2 separate regions of the Homo sapiens genome follow, and region 2 is linked to region 1. A link is an interaction called in ENCODE POLR2A ChIA-PET data of the cell type or tissue named here. Cell type or tissue: B cell. All regions are shown on one strand. Each heading gives the region's core, and the rest is flanking DNA. Links, peaks and the distances in the headings are about the cores only.

Evidence for each region. Peaks named below come from ENCODE experiments on the same cell type or tissue, not always from the same donor. Only the 100,000 strongest peaks of a DNase experiment are listed, where the experiment ranks them.
Region 2: POLR2A ChIA-PET joins it to region 1 with 9 read pairs; 1 of 35 experiments calls an interaction of 5 or more read pairs at or near these places.

The regions. Positions count from the first base shown.
Region 1 is chr11:63,949,430-63,952,336 of GRCh38, forward strand. NAA40 (N-alpha-acetyltransferase 40, NatD catalytic subunit) reads left to right here. Exons shown (of 8, transcript NM_024771.4): 4 at 2,809-2,904. Among named protein-coding and RNA genes, the nearest start is that of NAA40, 12 kb to the left of the region's middle. In B cell, for the core only: no CTCF peak of the experiment used is centred there; no DNase peak of the experiment used is centred there; H3K27ac peaks cover 401 bases.
Region 2 is chr11:65,768,572-65,771,478 of GRCh38, forward strand. No RefSeq gene overlaps it. Among named protein-coding and RNA genes, the nearest start is that of AP5B1, 11 kb to the right of the region's middle. In B cell, for the core only: CTCF peaks have their summits at 1,409 (motif pointing left) and 1,610; a DNase peak (open chromatin) is centred at 1,420.

The DNA of each region.
Region 1 (2,907 bases), core at 163-2,662:
AAATTTTCAACCCTCACCCTGTTTGCTGTTACTATTACTGATCCAGTTAACTATAGGCTCTGGAGTGAAGGCCCCCTCACGTTTTTTTCTCGTTTTGGTTTCTAAAATAGGAAGTATAATCTGCCTTACCTGAGATGCTGTTGATGAGTTGTGCTTCCAGAATGTAACATCTTGGCTTGGGGATAAACTGGGGCTCTGGGGGATTGAATTGTAGCTGGGCTTCTTAATAACTCTACTTGGAGAAGTCACTCATATTCCTCAAGCCTCATTTTCTTACCTGTCAAATAGGATGATGATGCCAAACTTGCAAGCTGTTTTTTTTTTTTTTTTTTTGAGATGGTGTCTTGCTCTGTCACCCAGGCTGGAGTGCAGTGGCGCCATCTCGGCTCACTGCAAGCTCAGCCTCCCGGATTCACGCCATTATCCTGCCTCAGCCTCCCGAGTAGCTGGGACTACAGGCACCCGCCACCACGCCCGGCTAATTTTTTGTATTTTTAGTAGAGATGGGGTTTCACCGTGTTAGCCAGGATGGTCTCGATCTCCTGACCTTGTGATCCGCCCGCCTCGGCCTCCCAAAGTGCTGGGATTACAGGTGTGAGCCACCGTGCCCAGCCAAACTTGGAAGGTTTTTTTTAAGGAAGAAAGAGAATATATGCAGCTCAGTAAGTAGCAGCTGGTATGAGGTTTTTTTTGTTTTTTTTTTTTTTTGAGACAGAGTCTCGCTCTGTGCCTAGGCTGGAGTGCAGTGGCACGATCTCGGCTCACTGCAGCCTCTGCCTCCTGGGTTCAAGTGATTCTCCTGCCTCTACCTCCTGAGTAGCTGGGACTGCAAGTACATGACATCACGCCCTGCTAATTTTTGTATTTTTAGTAAAGACGGAGTTTCGCCATGTTGGCCAGGCTGGTCCCGAACTCCTGACCTCAGGTGATCCACCTGCCTCAACCTCCCGAAGTGCTGAGATTGTAGGCGTGAGCCACTGCGCCCGGCCTGGAAAGTCTTTTGACATACTTTAGATATCCCATATTGTGATATCTCATAGTGTTTTCGTTTTTGTTTTTGAGACAGAGTCTCGCCCAGGCTGGAGTACAATGGCATGATCTTGGCTCACTGCAACCTCTGCCTCCCTGGTACAAGCAATTCTCCTGCCTCAGCCGCCGGAGTAGCTGGGATTACAGGCACCCCCCACCACGCCCGGCTAATTTTTTGTATTTTTATTAAAGATGGGGTTTCACTATGTTGGCCAGGCTAGTCTCGAACTCCTGACCTCATGATCCGCCCGCCTCGGCCTCCCAAAGTGCTGGGATTACAGGCGTGAGCCACTGTGCCCGGCCTCATAGTGTTTTCATATTCCGTATTCCCATTGACTTCCAGAAATGTGGAATAGCTCCAAAACAGGCATTGCCAGCCAAGTCTGGGCTCCTCTGGTGCCTTGAATTTTGTGTGGTTCCTGTGGTTGTGATCTTACTTTCATGTACTTTAATGGAGAATTCGTACCTGCAGGTGGGCTTTGGACATTTTATAGTTAAGATAGGTGCAGTGCTGTGTTTGGGCAGCTGTGATGGCTAAGTGGGTGATAAAGAAAGGAAGATGCTTCAGGGGCAGGGAGTTCTGAATTCATAAGGCTGAGTGTGGTGTGCCAGTCAGTAGAGGTGATGGGATTCCAGTGCGTACATCCTCTGGGGGTTGTGTCAAAGGTCACTGAAAGGTATTGATACGGGAGCTCTTTAAAGGCTTAGAGTTTGCTGACTCTAGTCCTTTCAGAATGTAGTGCTCTCTAGGGAATGTGATTTCACAGATCAGTCAAGGAGTTTAACTGTTTTTTACTTAAATTTCATTTAGAAACAGATACCTTAACACTTAGGCATTTGTGGGTTTAGAAAAACAGTGTTGGGCTGAAGCCTGCTTCACCCGGTTTTTTTTTGTTTGTTTGGAGACAGAGTTTCGCTCTCACTGCCCAGGCTGTAGTGCAATGGCACGATCTTGGCTCACTGCAACCTCCGCCTCCCAGGTTCAAGCGATTCTCCTGCCTCAGCCTCCCGAGTAGCTGGGATTACAGGCACCCACCACCATGCCCAGCTAATTTTTTTGTAGTTTTAGTACAGACGGGATTTCACCATGTTGGTCAGGCTAGTCTCGAACTCCTGACCTCAGGTGATCCATATGCCTTGGCATCCCAAAGTGCTGGGATTACAGGTGTGAGCCACCATTCCTGCCTCAATCTGTTTGATCAGCTGAGAGTATCCCCCCTGCTCAGATGAGGCAGGCAGGACTCCTGGGGCGGGGTGGGGCGTGTTGAGCCGTAGTCTTCTCGAAGGACCTAGGGTCACCCAGTGGTTTTGAAGGCGCAATTGGTAGATAAGAGGAATGGGGTCCCATGGGAGCCTAGTGAGGAGTCAGCTCAGAAATTACAGCAACAGGAAAAATGCCTAAGGGCAGGAACTAAATAACAGAAGACATGAGTGTTTATAACAAAGTACAGAAGAGACAGAAAAGGTAGAAAAAGAATAAAGAGAGAGCAGAGAGGGACAAGAAGTTTACAAAGTGCCGAGGCGGATTAGGACAGCTTGGGGAGGCAGGAAACGGGCCTTGTGGTTGGGGGGTGGGCCGTGTGGCCACAGTTGTTAATCTCAGCCTGAAAGACTTTGTTCCTGCACCTTCTCTAGTCATGCTGGGGCAGATACAGGGTTGGCTTTTCTCTGTGCAGTAACTGAGACTGGGCCTTCCTCCCTGTGATTCTGAGGGAGGAACAGCAGTGCCCTGGCAGGAGTGCTGTAACCAATTCCGTACACGTCCTGTCCTCTTCTCAGGTTGAATGTCTCCATTGAATGTAAGCGAGTGTCTGGACTGGAGCCAGCCACCGTGGATTGGGCCTTCGACCTGACCAAAACGAATATGCAAACCATGTA
Region 2 (2,907 bases), core at 195-2,694, 1.8 Mb after region 1:
AAGTCTGCTGTTGGCCTGGCGCAGTGGCTCACGCCTGTAATCCCAGCACTTTGGGAGTCGGAGGCCGGCGGATCATGAGGTCAGGAGATCAAGACCATCTGGCTAACATGGTGAAACCCCGTCTCTACTAAAAAAAAATACAAAAAATTAGCCGGGTGTGGTGGTGGGCACCTGTAGTCCCAGCTACTCGGGAGGCTGAGGCAGGAGAATGGTGTGAACCTGGGAGGCGGAGCCTGCAGTGAGCCGAGATCGCGCCATCGCACTCCTGCCTGGGCAACAGAGCGAGACTCCGTCTCAAAAAAAAAAAGTCTGCTGTCATTCTCATTATTTAATTATTTTGCCTTTGTGAGTTATTTGATCTTTTTGCCTGGAGTCCTTGAGGGTTTTTTTAAAAGAGTCTTTGAGGCTGGGCACAGTGGCTCACACCTGTAATCCCAGTACTTTGGGAGGCCGAGGTGGGCAGATTACCTGACGTCAGGAGTTCCAGACCAGCCTGGCCAACATGGCGAAACCTCGTCTCTACCAAAAATACAAAAATTATCCGGGCGTGGTGTCAGGTGACTGTAATCCCAGTTACTCAGGAGGCTGAGGCAGGACAATCACTTGAATCCAGGAGGTGGAGGTTGCAGTGAGCCAAGATCATGCCACTGCACTCCAGCCTGGTTGACAGAGTGAGACTCCGTTTCAAAAAAAAAAAAAAAAAAAAAAAGAGTCTTTGAAATTAGAGTTTTACTAGGATATGTTTCAAAGTTGATCACACTGAGTGAATCTGCCCACATTCCCAGTGGGCTCTTCCAATGTGCAGAGTTTTTGCTCCTGGACAGTTTTCTTACAGTGTTAAATATTAGTTGTGGTTTACTTGTTTATTTTTTCTTCAGGGACTCCAATAATACACATGTGATTCCTTCTTTGAGTATATTCTGTTTCCATTACTTTCTTTGGACCCAGCCTACTTCTTTATCTCATTTTCATTCTCTTGCTTGGTTACCTGTATTCCTTCAATGCCCCTTATTAAATTTTTATTTGAATTTATTCTCCCTTGGGCATCTTGTAATTTAATCTTTACTTCTAGATAATTTTGTCTGTTTATTCCATTTCTTTCCTGAGTTCAACCAAATCTATTTTCATTTCTTCCTCTATTTTGTCTATTTCTGTTCTTTGTTTTTAAATTTCCCACCCAAAATGGTTTTGCATGTCTTCAAATGCTTGTTTTGCATATATTTGGTTCTGTTTAGTGTTGTATTACAGCTTTCTTCTTCTTCATGGCTATTGTTTCAGAGGTTTGTGTGAATTTTCCTTGGTTCATATGTGATGAAATTCATTTTCTGATATTTTGCAATAGCTGTATGAACCTATCTTTTCATTATTCATTTTTGTGGTATTGGGTGTTTTACAAGATCCCTAGATAACACGCCCTCTTCTGGCAACATTGTGAAGTCCAGATGCTTTAGTGAATTTGTTTTTGCAGGGGTGGGGGTTGTGGGCCTTCTTTTTTTTTTTGTCTTGGAGGGCAATTAAACTTCTCCATTTGCCTCTCTCTTCACACCCAAATGCCAAAGGACACTTTTCCTTTCTTTTGTGGGTAGTTGCTCCCCAAGGATCTATGTGTTTCCAAGACTGTGGCTTCACATTTCACGTATAACTTTTTTTTGAGACAAAGTCTCGCTCTGTCATCCAGGCTGGAGTGCAGTGGCACAGTCTCAGCTCACTGCAACCTCCACCTCCTCGGTTCAAGCGATTCTCCTGCCTTAGCCTCCTGAGTAGCTGGGACTACAGGCACATGCCACCATACCTGACTAATTTTGTATTTTTAGTAGAGATGGGATTTCACCATGTTGGCCAGGCTGGTCTCGAACTCCTGACCTCAGGTGATCCACCCGTCTTGGCCTCCCAAAGTGCTGGGATTACAGGCGTGAGCCACCGTGCCTGGCCTCACGTGTACTTTTAAACCTCCCACCTATTGTCCCAGCTCTGACACTACTGCAGACACTTTTGAACATTTTCAGGCTCAAGGTGTACTTAGTGTTTTTGGTGAGGTCTTAGATCAAGCTTAAGCCCCATTACAACTCCCTCCTCTCCTTTGCCCCAGTTTTCCTCAGCCAGTCTTGTGGCAGGTGGGGCTGGAATGGGTGCGTGGGAAGGAAAGTCTGAGCTGCCATTTGTTTTTCCTTTTTCTTTCTTTTCTTCTCTTCTCTTTCTTTCTTTTTTCTTTCTTTCTTGTCTCACTCTGTCACCCAGGCTGGAGTGCAGTGGTGCAATCAAAGCTCAGTACAGCCTGGACCTCCTAGGCTCAAATAATCCTCATATCTCAGCCTCCCAAGTAGCTAGAACTGCAGGTGCACACAACCACACCCAGCTAATTTTTGTATTTTTTGTAAAGACAGGTTTTCACCATGTTGCCCAGGCTAGTTTCGAACTCCTGGGCTCAAGGAATCTGTCCACCTCAACCTCCCAAAGTGCTGGGATTACAAACGTGAGTCACCACGCCCGGCCAGGTAATTTCTATGTTATTTGTTTTTCTTGTTCTTTTTAAGTTTGAGCATTCTTGTCTCCAAGTTATCCTGAGGGCTTGCTGTTGCATAATTTTATCTTTTCTCCTCATTCCATATTGTTTTTCTAGGCGACACTGGGGACCTACAGTGCTACCATTGTCCTCCTACCTGAAAGCCTCTGACAAAATATTGTCTTCCCATTCCATTGAAGGTTCAGAGGCCTCAGTGTCCAAGGGAGAATGCCGCCAGGAATGGACACTGCATAGCTTTTTTTGAACCGGAAGTAAAGGCTGCCCCGCTGTCGCTTTGCCTCAGGACCAAGAGCTCTAAGAGGAAGACTGACCCTGACTGTCCACCGAGAAGCTGTTGCTGCCATACAACGGAGACAAGGAGTCCATCGTATCCAGGGGATCCC